Regions from separate parts of the Homo sapiens genome. Here region 2 is linked to region 1. A link is a contact called in ENCODE Hi-C or POLR2A ChIA-PET data. All regions are on one chromosome and are shown on one strand. Each heading gives the region's core, a stretch centred on a gene start or an enhancer-like site at or near the end of the contact. The rest is flanking DNA. Distances are from core to core; before and after follow the strand shown. Region 1 overlaps YWHAQ (tyrosine 3-monooxygenase/tryptophan 5-monooxygenase activation protein theta). Region 2 holds the start of RRM2 (ribonucleotide reductase regulatory subunit M2).

Region 1 (7,001 bases), core at 2,237-4,736:
TCAAGCTCATGCGACTGGTGCATAAAACCAGGAAAGTTAGCTTATTCATTTACAGTGAGCCATAACTAGCACAAAGATTGCAGTACTGTGTTGACATGACTAGTATGTTCTCTTTCAGGAGGCAGATAGACTCACGTAGGAATCAAGACATAATCATTAAATTGTTTAGTAAGTGTGGTATGACAGAGAAGAGTTGGATGCTGCTCAAATGTTGAATGACCATCGTCTCCACAGTAGGGGGTAGATTTGTTAGTGCACTGATTGTGGTTCACACTTTTTTAGACTGTACATTGGATCCTTCAGTGTCCTTATGTATCAAACCCGGACAAGAAAATATCTTTTCTTTCAGTGGCTCTAAAGAGAAGGGAAATATATGTTCTCAAAGTATACTATGCTTACTTGTCTGAGAAAAGTTTCCAAATCAGTCTTGACTTCCTGGAGAAAACTACTTCCAGGGGCTTGGGTGACTAAATATAGAAGGCAGGGAGAATGAGTCCAAAGAAAGAGTAGGGTGACTCCTAGGTTTCTGCCTAGGGCTACTGAGTACTTTTCCTAAGACAGAAAATCGAGTAGGGGAGCAGAATCAATAGTAGATCGTGTCAGGAAGGTAAATTTAATTTTTAAAAAATGAGTAGGCAGGGTGCGGTGGCTCATGCCTGTAACCCCAGCACTTTCCGAGGCCGAGGCAGACGGATCACCTCAGGTTGGGAGTTCGAGACCAGCCTGACCAACATGGAGAAACCCCGTCTCTATTAAAGATACAAAATTAGCCGGGCATGGTGGCGCATGCCTGTAATCCCAGCTACTTGGAAAGCTGAGGCAGGAGAATCGTTTGAACCCAGGAGGTGGAGGTTGCAGTGAGCCGAGATTGCGCCGTTGCACTCCAGCCTGGGCAAGAAGAATGAAACTCTGTCTCAAAAAAAAGAGTAAAGTTTAAAGTTCCAGTGGTCCATCCAGATGTTAATATATGTCGGAGGCACTTGGTATGGTATGTAAGAGAAAGATTTGTGTCATGCTGTATGACACAATTGAGGGTTATGTACCAAGCAGAGTTTGTGTTAACTCATTTAATCTTCACAACAACCCTATGAATTAAGAACTGTCAGTAACTGTTTTACAGATGAAGAAACTGAGATACAACTAGGTAAGGAGCAAATTTGTGAGTTATTAGCATGTAGATATTGGTTAAATCATACCAGTGAAATGGACCCATGTCGTCTTGTCATTTACCTTAAGATAGATACTGGGCTGTTGAAATATTTAGGATCCTTGATTATTCTAGTGAAACATTTTCTTCTGGAGCAAATAATCAATACTTCAGTTGTCAGATTTTAGAAAGTATGGTCTTAAAAGGCAGACACTTGGTAGATTAAGGGGGAAAAAATCATGTAACTGTCCTCCAAAATTAAGATAATCCTCTGAAAGAGATGCGGGAAACACGTGTCCTCTTCATACTTCTTTGCTTTAATAGCCAACTCAGTCCTTTACAGTACTCTTATTTTGGACTGTTAATACTCTAATTGATGACTTCTTTTATTCCATTACTTCTTCCTTCCCACTCTAAAAAAGTTTCTTTTAGTAATGATCTGTGAGTGGGAACTTCTGTCTTTCTGGAAACGTCTTTATGTTTTTGCACTGTTTTTGTGTGGTGCTTTAATTGGTTACAGAATTCTAGTTGACAGTTGTTTTTCTCCGCACTTTGAAGATACTTACTTGATTGTTTTCTGATGAAAAATCAGCTGTCATATTGTTGTTTCTTCCTTTATGGTAATGTGTCATTTCTCTGGTTGCTTTTAAGAATTTTCTTGTCTTTGGCATTCTGCAATTTTACCATGATCTAGGTATGATTTTTTTTTATCTTGCTTGGGATTTATTGTGCTTTTCCTATCTCAAGGTATTTATCCCATTACTGGAAGTCTCGGCCATTATCCCAGAATAACATCTCATCTTCATTCTTTCTGTTCTCTCCTGAAATAGCTGTTGGCTATTACCTTAGACCTTCTCTTTCTATTCGCATCTTATAATTTTTCCACTTTTTTTGTCTTATTCTTTATTCTGTATTCTGAGTAATTTATTCAAATATGCCTTTTGTTGTATTAATTTTCTTTGTCCATCTCCAATTTTAAAGTTGTTTTCATTTTTTTTTATTCTAAAAGCCCTTCCGCTTCTCCCACCTCCAAGCTGCCTTTTAAAATTCACTGTATATATGGTTCATTTCTCCTGGCTTCTGTTTTTCTTTTAAAATCTTTTTGATTGTTTTAGTCAGGAAAAATTTCAAACTTAGGTAGAGGTGAAGAAAATCCTGTAGTAACCCTATGTATCCAGCCTCAACATCTTTAAAAGATTATTTAATTATTTTCAGCATATTTATGTTTTATTATACACAGTTTTAAAGCTCTTGGGAACTGACTATCCTGTTTGTGTCTGCTGACGCCTCATGATAGAGAATCCGTCCCTTGAGTATTTTTGTTATTTTTGTTTGTTTGTTTGTTTGTTTGTTTGATTTGGAGTCTTGCTCTGTTGCTCAGGCTGGAGTGCAGTGGTACAATCTCAGCTCACTGCAAACCTGTACCTCCTGGGTTCAAGTGATCTTCCTGCCTCAGCCTCCTGAGTAGCTGGGATTACAGGCACCCGCCAACACGCCTGGCTAATTTTTGTAGGGACGGGGTTTCGCCATGTTGGCCAGGCTGGTTTCGAACTCCTGACCTCAAGTGATCCACCCACCTCGGCCTCCCAAAATGTTGGGATTACAGGCGTGAGCCATCGCACCCAGCCTGTTATTTTTAATAGCGTGGATGTTGCTTTTTTTTATGGCACTTGTGTGTACCTTAGATTGTGAGAATCTCTCTGTTTACACAGTAGTTTTGATTATTTGTGCTGGGCACACTGTGCTCCAGCCCATTTTTAACATTTTCAGCTTGTGTTTTCATACATCATGCATGAAATAAACGTTTGACTAGCACCTGCACAGAAGAACATAGGTTCGAGTTTCTGCTTTTTATGGGAGACTGCACCCCCAAAAACCCAGGAAGTAGATTTCTGGCTACTTCTCAGCGATGACAAAGTTTTTCTAGGGTCCTCACCCTCCTCCACACTGTTGTTGTGTTGTAAACTTTCACTTATTGCTGTAGCTTTCTTTCCTCCTATCTAGCGCCTCGATGTATTTCCCCTCTTTTCTTTGAAGCTCTACTGTATGTTTTTTCTATTTTTATTTAAAGTATTTCTACTTAGCATTTAGATTATTTTTAGTAGAAGAGGGAGGTATTCTCCGTAAGCTCAGTCTCACTGTGTTGCCGGAACCAGAAAGTCATGTTTCTGTGAATCTATTTTAAGGTTGTGAGTCACACATTTCTTAAGTACTCCATACTGAAAGTGAATGCAGTGTGTTTTAATCTGATATACTGCTCTTTATTGCTCTAAAATTAGTAACATTTGGCCAGGCTCGGTGGCTCACGCCTGTAATACCAGCACTTTGGGAGGCTGAGGTGGGCGGATTACGTCAGGAGTTCGAGACCAGCCTGGCTGACATGGCGAAAACCCCGTCTCTACTAAAAATACAAGAAATAGCCAGGCGTGGTAGCTGGTACCTGTAGTCCCAGCTACTTGGGAGGCTGAGGCAGGAGAATTGCTTGAACCCAGGAGGCAGAGGTTGCAGTGAGCCGAGATTATGCCACTGCACTCCAGCCTGGGTGACAGACTGAGACTCTGTCTCAAAAAAAAAAAAAAAAAAGAGGAAGAATTTAGTAACCTTTAAAATGTGTTACCATTTCATATGGTCAGGTAGACAATAAACACAAATTCAGACTTGCATTTCAACTAAAAGTCTCCTCTTTGTCTATTTTATTTGTGCTGAAATCACAGTCATATTCACTTGCGTTTCTCATGTCGGTCAGAAGTGTTGGTACTGTTTTATCTGATTTAATGTAATAGAAAAATGCCAGGTACGATGGCTCACGCCTGTAATCCTAGCACTTTGGGAAGCCGAGGGGGGTGGATCACGAGGTCAGGAGTTCGAGATTAGCCTAGCCAGCATGGTGAAATTCAGTCTACTAAAAATACAAAAAAAAAAAAAATTAGCTGGGCATGGTGGTATGTGCCTGTTAGTCCCAGCTACTCGAGCGGCTGAGGCAGGAGAATCACTTGAACCTGGGAGGTGGACGTTGCAGTGAGCCGAGATCACACCACTGCACTCCAGCCTGGGCAACAGAGCAAAACCCTGTCTCAAAAAAAAAAAGAAAAAAAAAAGTAATAGAAAAATATTAGGCCAGGCGTGTGGCTCACGCCTGTAATCCCAGCACTTTGGAAGGCCAAGATGGGCGGATCACAGGTCAGGAGTTCGAGACCAGCATGACCAACATGGTGAAACCCCATCTCTACTAAAATACAAAAATTAGCCGGGTATGGTGTCGCGCACGTGTAATCCCAGCTACTTGGGAGGCTGAGGCGGGAGAATCGCTTGAACCCGGGAGGTGGAGGTTGCAGTGAGCCAAGATTATGCTACTGCACTGCAGCCTGGGCGACAGAGTGAGACTCTGTCTCAAAAAAAAAAAAAAGAAAAATATTAAATGCAGTTGTGTTGCCAGACAGGCTGTTTACATATAGTTTCATCTGAGAGACAGCTAAAAAATGAACTAATTAGTATATAGAGTTCCTACAAAGCAGTAAGGAAAAACTCATTAGGAAAAGGGCAAAGGATATACACTCACCAACATGGTGAAACCCCTTCTCTAGTAAAAATACAGAAATTAGCCCAGTGTGGCGGCATGTGCCTGTAATCCCAGCTACTCAGGAGGCTGAGGCAGGATAATGGCGTGAACCTGAGTGGCGGAGGTTGCAGTGAGCCGATATCACACCACTGCACTCCAGGCTGGGCAACAGAGCGAGACTCCGTCTCAAAAAATATACACACACACACACAGACAGATGTTCACCTGCATTTATGATAAGGAAAAATGCTAATAAAACTGTAGTAAGGTATTTTTCACCCATTAGATTGGAAAAGGTTTTTTATTTTTATTTTTATTTTTATTTTTATTTTAGTAGAGACGGGGTTTCACCGTGTTTCCCAGGCTGGTCACAAACTCCTGAGCTCAGGCAGTCTGCCTGCCTTGGCCTCCCAAAGTGCTGGGATTACAGGCATGAGCCACCAAGCCTGGCCGGAAAAGGTGTTTAAAGTTTGTTACACACTGGGTTCAGAAAGATGTTGAGAAATGGGAACATTTATGCATTGCTAGTGGGAGTATAAATTGAAATTAACTCCAGGAAGGACAGTTTAACAATTTATCTTGTGGATCAAGTGTACATTTGGTGCATAGTTGGAAATACCAAGATTGGAAGCAGCTTAAGTGTTCCTCAGAGGAAGCTAAATAAATAATTAGGGTGCCCATACAGTAGAATACTGTACATATAGTGTTATATATAGAATGAGGCAGCTATTAAATATATGGACATGGAATTATCTCAGAGCGCTTACTAAATGGAAAAGCTAAGGTGTAGAATAATGTGTAGTGTGCTAACATGAGGGAGAGGGGAACATACATAGATTTTAAATGTTTTGAATCCTTAAAAGAATGTACAAGAGGCTGGGCGCGGTGGCTCAAGCCTGTAATCGCAGCATTTTGGGAGGCCACAGCGGGCAGATCACTTGAGTCAGGAGTTGGAGACCAGCCTGGCCAACATGGTGAAAACCCCCCTCTACCAAAAAAAAAAAAAAATTAGCCGGTCATGGTGGTGCACACCTGTAGTCCCAGCTACTGGGGAGGCTGAGGTGGGAGAATTGCCTGAACCCGGGAAGCAGAGGTTGCAGTGAGCCGAGATCGCACCACTGCACTCCAGCATGGGCGATGCATTGAGACCCTGTCTCAGAAACAAAACAACAACAACAAAAAGAATGTACAAGAAACTAGTAAATGATGGCTGCCTTGGGCAGGGGACAAGAATTGGACATATCAAGTGAGGATTTTTTTAAAAAAGTATTCCCTGAAGGAGCTTAGAAACAGAGCAGAGGCTGGGGTGTGGTGGCCTCATGCCTGTAATCCCAGCACTTTGAGAGGCTGACGTGGGAGGATCACTTGAGCTCAGTAGTTACCAGCCTGGGTAAAATGGCAAAACCCCATCTCTACAAAAAAATACAAAAATTAGCCAGATGTGGTGGTATGCGCCTGTGGTCCCAGCTACTTGGGAGGCTGAGGTGGGAGGATTACTCGAGCCTAGAAGTTGCTGCTGCAGTGAGCTGAGATGATGCCACTGTATTCTAGCATGAGCAACAGAGTGAGACCCTGTCTCAAAAAAAAAAAAAAAAGAGAGAACAGAATGGGGAAACTATCATTTTTTCTTAGGAATTTTTGAGTAGTCTTAACCTATTACACATTATGACTTTGATCAAAATAAATAAAATAATTCACATATCATTTCAAAGTAGTATTCTGTATGAAATTCCACTTCTGTTGCATCCATTTCAACATGTTGCCAGGCCATGGCTGATGTTCATTTGACAAATAATGAGTCCTACTATGTGATAGACACTGTGCTACATTTTGTGAATGAAAAATAACTGAGAAAACATTTTTATTGAGTTCATCTGCTTAAGAGTTTGCCGTTTTGGTTTAGTGCTTCAGAATTACTGTAGATTCTTAAAACTGGAGAATTTTTTTTTATTATAACCATCGCTCTGTATCTGAGGGGAATTGGTTTCAGCACCTCCTTGAATACTGAAATCCACACATACGCAAGTTCCTTCTTCAGCCCTCTGGAACCTGTGGGTTCAAAAAGCCGGCCCTCCTTACATGCAGGTTTTGCGTCTCCTTAATACTGTGTTTGTGATCCATGTTTGGTTGTGGTTGTAGAACCTGCTGATAGGGAGGCCTGACTGGAAAAAATCCGTAGAAAAGTGGACCCATAAAGTTCAAACCTGTGTTCAAGGGTCAAATGTGTTTTGTAGAAGAGGAGATGAAACTGAGGAACTTGATCTAAACTCATACTCTAAAACCAAATTACTGGCC
Region 2 (7,001 bases), core at 1,904-4,403, 510 kb before region 1:
TACCCCTAATCTTTGCCTTCTTTTCTCAATTTCCACCTATAAACATGTTCAAATCTCTTTACTCCCAATGTTTCCTCAGTCCTTTCAAGTTACCACTTTTCCTCTTCATGTACTTCAAAGTCTACAACGGCTACTTTAGGTTGCAGCTTCACCACTTCCACTCCATACAAGGTTCTGGTCCCCAAAGCTGACCTTTGTTTTTTTTGCTTGGTTTTGCTTTTTGAGACGGAGTCTTGCTCTGTCACCCAGGCTGGAGCGCAAGCTCCGCCTCCCGGGTTCACGCCATTCTCCTGTCTCAGCCTCCCAAGCAGCTGGGACTACAGGCGCCCGCCACCACTTTTTTTATTTTTAGTAGAGACGGGGTTTCACCGTGTTAGCCAGGATGGTCTCGATCTCCTGACCTCATTGTCCGCCCGCTTCAGCCTCCCAAAGTGCTGGGATTACAGGCGAGAACCACCGCGCGCCACCCTAAAGCTGACCTTTGTATCTAGACTACTCCAGCAGCCCATTTCTAATCCCCCCACCTCCAATCTCCAAAACAAAACAGACCTTAAGCTACCTTTATTCAGCCAAACTCCTGCATGCCTAAATCAGTCTCAGGGTTCACTGCTGCCTCTGCCTTATGTAACTCCTACTAAGTCTTATTTGCCTATACTATACTGCAGGCTTCTTAGGAGGCAAGTCCTCCCCGTCCATCCCACTGCAGCCCCACATTCTAGCTTCTCAACAACTTTACCAAATGAGCAAAGATGGTCAGACATAGGTTTTAGTTTGTCTTACCCAACATCTAGGAATTTTTTCAAAAGAAGGTTTTACATTGGTAGACATCCAACTTTAAAAGGAGTACCTTCACAACTCTAAGTGAATAATAAAGTGCATTTAGGCCCCTTGCTAAGAGCAGACATGACCACGGGTGCTGGGAATGCCTATGACTGTCTTAGTCATTCTGGAGTCATTTTTATCCCTAGGTGAACTAAAAATGTGTAATAAATCAACAATTAGTGAGTCCTAAAAATCTTGGCATACCACTTGAATACTCACCTTTCTTTGGGATCTTTTATGTAAGTGTCAATAAGAAGACTATACATTTCAGAATGTATGTTTTCCATGGCAATTTGGAAGCCATAGAAACAGCGGGCTTCTGTAATCTGAACTTCTTGGCTAAATCGCTCCACCTAGTGGCAAAACACATCAAAGTTAAGCTTGAGAAAAAACCAACAGCAGCAACTGTCAACGGATACTGGCAGCATCGCACTCTTTGTACCATTATAAGGTTTATTTCTATATATATTTCATCCAATTTGTCACAATTCTTTGATATTTTATGTCATATGCTCAACTTACATATCAGGAAATAGATACATATAAAATAGGATTTGTGAGCGCTCGATTTCCTAATTAATTTATGTCAAGAAAGATCCATTCGCAATAAGAGATACAACCAAATTATTATTAAAACAGCAAAGCCACAAAAAGGAGGGAGCAGAGCCGGGCGTGGTGGCTCACGCCTGTAATCCCAACACTTTGGGAGGCCAAGGTGGGTGGATCACCTGAGGTCAGCAGTTCGAGACCAGCCTGGCCAACATGGTAAAACCCTGTCTCTACTAAAAATACAGATATTAGCTAGGCATGGTGGCGCACGTCTGTAATCCCAGGTACTCATGAGGCTGAGGTTGGGGAATCGCTTGAACCCAGGAGGCGGAGGTTGCAGTGAGCCAAGATCACACCACTGCACTCCAGCCTGGGCCAGAGTGAGACTCTGTCTCAAAAAAAAAAAAAAAAAGAGGGGGCAGATGTGGTGGCCACAAAGAGTCATCACATTGCTACCACTTAATATTGTCTCAGCTTCTCTAGAGTCGGGAAAATACCATAAGAAAGAACTGCAAAGTGTTACAAAACAGGAAATGCCATGTAATATAAAACCCAGCTTACACACACAGATGCACTCAGCATGGAAAAACATACAAGACGAGGAAAGCGAACTAGTTCGACCTCAGATCGTCAACGTCAAATGAATGAAAGATGTTTTGGAAACTCACCAAGTTTTCATTTACTATGCCATCGCTTGCTGCAAAGAAAGCCAGAACATGGGATATAAAATATCTCTCCTCGGGTTTCAGGGATTCCCAGTGCTGAATGTCCTTGGAGAGGTCCACCTGAGGTTCGGAAGTCACAATTTTAGCATAAAAGGAAGAGAGTAAAGCCTACAGGACTCACACTGAGCACTCAAACTTTAAGTATGCTGGCACCACTTACTATGCCCCACAGTTAGCCCCCCTTGCCAACGGGAACCTCCAAGTGCATTTATGTCTGAGGCGTGACGGTCACCCCTGCAGGGGTCTTCTGGGGTCCTCCGATTACCTCCTCGGCGGTCCAAAAGGAAGCCTCTGCCTTCTTATACATCTGCCAGATATCATGGTACTCGATGGGGAAGATGACAAAGCGGCGGGGGTTTTCTCTCAGCAGCGGCTCATCCTCCACGCCGGGGGCAGCTGCTTTAGTTTTCTGTTGGGGGAGAAAATAAAACATTTAAGTACCGGGCGAACCATATGAAACTAACGTTTTTCTGGACCAAGTCCTTTCCATTGGCGGCAATTTCACGGGGCCCGATGTGAAAACGTGGCTGTCCCGTCGCACTCCGTGGGTCGCAGCAGAGGAGCGCACGCCCGAACCGGGAAATGGGCCGAGGGGCGCGGGAGGCAGCCCTGGGGAGGGGCCGCCTAGGCGGGAAAGGAGCCGGGGCGGGAGTGTGAACAGCTGAGGAAACAATGCGGCTTTGGCGCCAAGACGCCCAAGGCCGTCCCTGGCCCCTCTGCCCCACGCCCGCCACTCACCGGCTCCGTGGGCTCCTGGAAGATCCTCCTCGCGGTCTTGCTGGCCAGGACGCGGGTCCCGCTCAGGGCCGGCGGCTGCGGGGAGACGCGTGTGAGTGAGGAGCGGCTTCGCTTTCCCTGCCTCCCTCCCCTGCCCGCAGCGCCCTCCCCGCGGGCTCACCGTGTTCTCCTTGTCGACCAAGCTGAGCCCCTTCAGCGGCGAGAGCTGCAGCTGCTGCGGGTCCGTGATGGGCGCGAGCGGGACACGGAGGGAGAGCATAGTGGAGGCGCAGCGAAGCAGAGCGAGCAGCCAGGACAGGACGGCTGGGACAGGGTGCACGGGCGACCCCTCACTCCAGCAGCCTTTAAATCTCCCGCGCCGCGCGCTCCCGGCCCTTCCCATTGGCTTTGGTGCCCCGGCCCTTCCCATTGGCTGTGCCATGCCTCCGACCCTTCCCATTGGCTGCGCCTTGCCCCTACCCAGGCTGGCCGCGGGGCCGCGCGCGATTTTCAAGCGCAGCGCGGGAGCCTCCGCCGGCGCCTTCCGGAGACCCCCGGGGACACCCCCGTGGACGCCCCCCGGGACCTCCCGGTTCCCCCCCCGGCCCGTCCGCTGGCTGGGTCGGGGGCGCCGCCGCCCAGGCCCCCACAGGTCCCGCGGGACCAGGGCCGCAGCCCCTGAGGGTCTCGGCGGCCTTGGCGCGCGCGGGCCCCGGTTCGCCCGGGAACCGTTTAGGATTGCGTGAGGAGCAGCGATTGGAGCCCGCGGGCGCGAGAGGATCCCCGGGCCGCGGCCCCGCCTCCCGAAAGCACCTCCTCCCAGCCGGGCCGCCGCCGGGCAGGGGGCTTAGCCAACGAGGTTGGTGCAAAGGCCTGGAAAACGCTCCTGGGTGCGGGGGAGGCGTTGCTGCGACCCTTTCGATCCGTGTCCCTGCGGTGGGGGTGCAAGGGCCCCGAGGCCTGACATTTTGGCGGGGTGGTCGGCGAGGACCCTACAGCCTAAAAGTTAGGGCCGCTGAGCCCCGTGGCTCGTTTTGCTGGGACAAGCGACCAGGCTTCTTACAGATTCGGTGTCCCCGTGAGTAAAATGGGACTCGTAACCGCGTGGACTGTTAATGCGGTGAGGAGAGCGTTCGTTGAGATGACTCATGTAAAATGTGCAGTCCTTTGTAAACCTTCAAACTACGGGACATGGCGAGAAGGCCCTTGGTGCAGTTTTCCACAGAAATCCTGTCTCCTGTCAGACCCCTGACCCCTATTGTCACCCTTGCCTTAAGAATTGCAAACTGTGGCTGGGCGCGGTGGCTCACGCCTGTAATCCCAGCACTTTGGGAGGCCAAGGCAGGAGGATTGTTTGAGGCCAGGAGCTGGAGACCATCCTGGGCAACATAGTGAGACCCCGCCTCTGCCATTAAAAAGAGAAGAAAAAAAGTTGTTTTAATTGCAAACTGAGCAAAAATTCCTGGGAGAAAGTTCACAGAATGATTTTAGGACTAGGAATTAATGTACTACTCATTGGGCGTCAAATATGCTGAAGAGGAGTTTGAAAACTCCACTGGTGTAGAGACTGGAACTTAGCAATAGCTTTCATTTAATTTTCTATGTGGCTTTCTGATTTGCCAGGCCCTGCAACGGGCAAAATGCCAAAAATAAAGGAAGAGAAAGAAACTTTAAGATCCAAGAAAGAAATCATTAACCTGAGAAAGCTTCAACAGCTGCGCTCAGGGCTGTTATTGAGAGAGACCCGGGACTTTTTTTTTCACAAAGCCTTTTCTAGATAAGATACTTTAAAGAGGGTGGGGTGGGACAGGTACCCTCCCCACCTAGGTCTGTTTCTCTCATTTCTTAAAAGTACTACGGACTTGTAAATCATAGTATTCTCGTGTTGCAGGAATAAGTGCCCATCACATTCCTTACACAAAGCCACAACTAAAACTTTGGTGTACCATGATTTGTTTAAAGCAACTCGCCATTCATCGCCATTTTCACCCCAAACACACTAAAGCATCCATCTCCAGGAAACTGGTATTTTTATTGATTACTTTATGGCTGATAAAGCTATTATCTAACAAAATTATAATTTATTGGTGTCATCTCATACTCAACTCAGATTTCAATTTCCCATAATCAGCGTCTAAAACCCTCGTTTCGGTTGCCCTAGGGCGCCACGTGCTTTTTTGCTCCTGTTAAACTCACTGTAACTGAAGTAGTCAGAGGTGGCTTCATTGATAGTTTAGTTCCTGGCCACGTAATTAACATAGCCATTGTAGAAGACGCCGAAAGATGCGTACGTGTTGTTAAAGGCCGGGTGAAGTCGCCATCCTCCCCTCCCGCGCTAAACCTGAGTCATCTCGGCGTGGCCCTCCTGCCCCCAGGTCCGGCAACTTTGCCCCGCTGCGGAGGAGGTGGCGGCGCCCAGGGCCACGCGGCAATGCGGGCGGTTCCGCCTCCGGGGAGGTCGGGCGGTGCAGCCACTCCCGGGAGAGCGCCCGCCGCAGGCTGCTGCTAGCCCCGGGATTCACTCCTTTTTCCCTCGGTGCTCGTTTTTTTGGTTTTATTTAAGTAAACAGACGAGGGTCTCGCTTGTTTGCCCAGGCTGGTCTCAAGCGATCCTCCCTCCGCCTCCCTAAGCGTCGGGATTCCTGGCGGAAGCCACTTGAGCGCGCGTTTTGACATCTGCATCTACTCCACCATTGGTCTGCACGGGAGGCCCCGCCCCGCCCCCCGGAAGGCTCCTCTGCATTCCCAGCCTCAGGTGCCCCGCCCCGTTTCCGCTGCGCGCTCGCCGGTTCACACGCCCCAGCCTGGGCAAGTTTGCAGGTCTCAGGCCAAGGTTAGCGCGACTTCCAAAAGGCTGTTCACCATTAGGGTGGAGAAACCGCGGCTCGGGGAGCTCAGCACTCACTGTGTACCAGACGCCGTGCCGAAGGTGGTCATAATAATAATTAAGGCTGCAGCACCCACAGCCTCTGGGCGCCTGGATCATGTGAGGCTGTTTGAGTTTTTTGTTTTTTGTTTTGAGACAGGGTCTTGCTCTGTTGCCCAGTCTGGTGGCTCCATGATAGCTCACTGCAGCCTCAACTATCCGAGCTCAAGCGATCCTCCCACCTCAGCCTCCCGAGTAGCTGGGACTCAAGGCAGGCACCACTACGCCAGGCTAATTTTTTAATTTTTTGTAGAGATGGGTTCTCGGTATGTTACCCGGGCTGGTCTTGAACCCCTGGGCTCAAGCCATCCACCCGCCTTGGCCTCCCAAAATGCTCAGATTACAGGCGTGAGCCACCGCCCCACCGGGGTTGGTATTTTTAACCCTTTTCATAGGTGATGAAATGAAGGCCTGGGAGGCAAGGAAACTGCCCAAGGTCGCACAGCACAACTGCACAGCAGAACGTTTTTAGCCTAGCTTTTTACTATGAATGTTTTCAACATACAGAATAATGGAAGGATTCCTAGTGTTCACCCACCAGCTAGGATTCAACAGCTGTTTCCATTTTGCCATATTTGCTTCATGGCAAATGTGGCAGACACCCCCTCTGTGGGTGTATGAGGCTTATGCTTTTTTATGGATCATTTGAAAGTGAGTGATAGATATCATAACCCATCACCCCTAAACGTTTCAGCTCCTAAAAATTAGGACACTCTGTTAATATCACCACAATACCACATTTATCCCTAGGAAAACTAACAATAATTCTCTAATATAACCTAATATCCAGTCCATATTCCTGTTTTTCCAATTGTTTCAAAAATGTCTCATAGTTTTTTGGATTTATTTTTTTGTGCAGTATCTAATTAATCACATGCATTGCGTTTATTATGTTGCTTTAGACTCTTAGTAAAGCTCCTCCACTTCTTTTCCCCACGACATTGACTTTGAAGTACAGGCCAGTTTTCTTGTAGAATGTCCCACATTCTACATTTGCCTAATTGTTTATTCACAGTGTCAATGAACTTGTTTTCCTGACCCCTGTACTCTACACTGGAAGTTAGGTCAAAAGGCTTTATTAGGCCCTGCTTGGAGGTTCACGCCTGTAATCCCAGCACTTTGGGAGGGTGAGGCAGGCAGATCACCTGAGGTCAGGAGTTTGAGAGCAGCCTGGTCAATATAGGGAAACCCCATCTCTACTAAAAATACAAAAATTAGCCAGACGTGGCAGCAGGCGCCTGTAATTCCCGCTACTTGGGTTC

What was found. Hi-C counts contacts between places; a loop is a spot of excess contacts on that map. ChIA-PET counts read pairs that join two places held with the same protein, here RNA polymerase II (POLR2A). Pooled maps may share reads with other maps.
Region 2: a pooled map shows a loop between it and region 1 (16-fold over the local background). The contact joins the promoter of RRM2 here to the enhancer-like site in region 1. A Hi-C loop is called at or near these places in 7 of 50 pooled maps. POLR2A ChIA-PET finds 5 or more read pairs at or near these places in 2 of 52 experiments (activated CD4-positive, alpha-beta T cell and activated T-cell).

Annotation. Positions count from the first base shown.
Region 1 is chr2:9,604,441-9,611,441 of GRCh38, reverse strand. All of the region lies in intron 2 of YWHAQ (tyrosine 3-monooxygenase/tryptophan 5-monooxygenase activation protein theta), which reads left to right. Among named protein-coding and RNA genes, the nearest start is that of YWHAQ, 23 kb to the left of the region's middle. RefSeq lists enhancers at 3,227-3,276, 3,397-3,496, 3,547-3,626. Within about 2 kb of position 3,486, at least 30 of the 41 ENCODE cell types and tissues checked have a DNase peak (open chromatin) inside an H3K27ac peak, as active enhancers do.
Region 2 is chr2:10,118,891-10,125,891 of GRCh38, reverse strand. RRM2 (ribonucleotide reductase regulatory subunit M2) reads right to left here and starts at 3,153. Exons shown (of 10, transcript NM_001034.4): 1 at 2,995-3,153; 2 at 2,835-2,909; 3 at 2,362-2,505; 4 at 2,040-2,156; 5 at 1,042-1,175. The coding sequence starts at 3,093. RefSeq lists silencers at 3,192-3,692, 3,099-3,698 and enhancers at 3,919-4,028, 4,049-4,118, 3,876-4,431, 4,480-5,422, 5,423-6,366.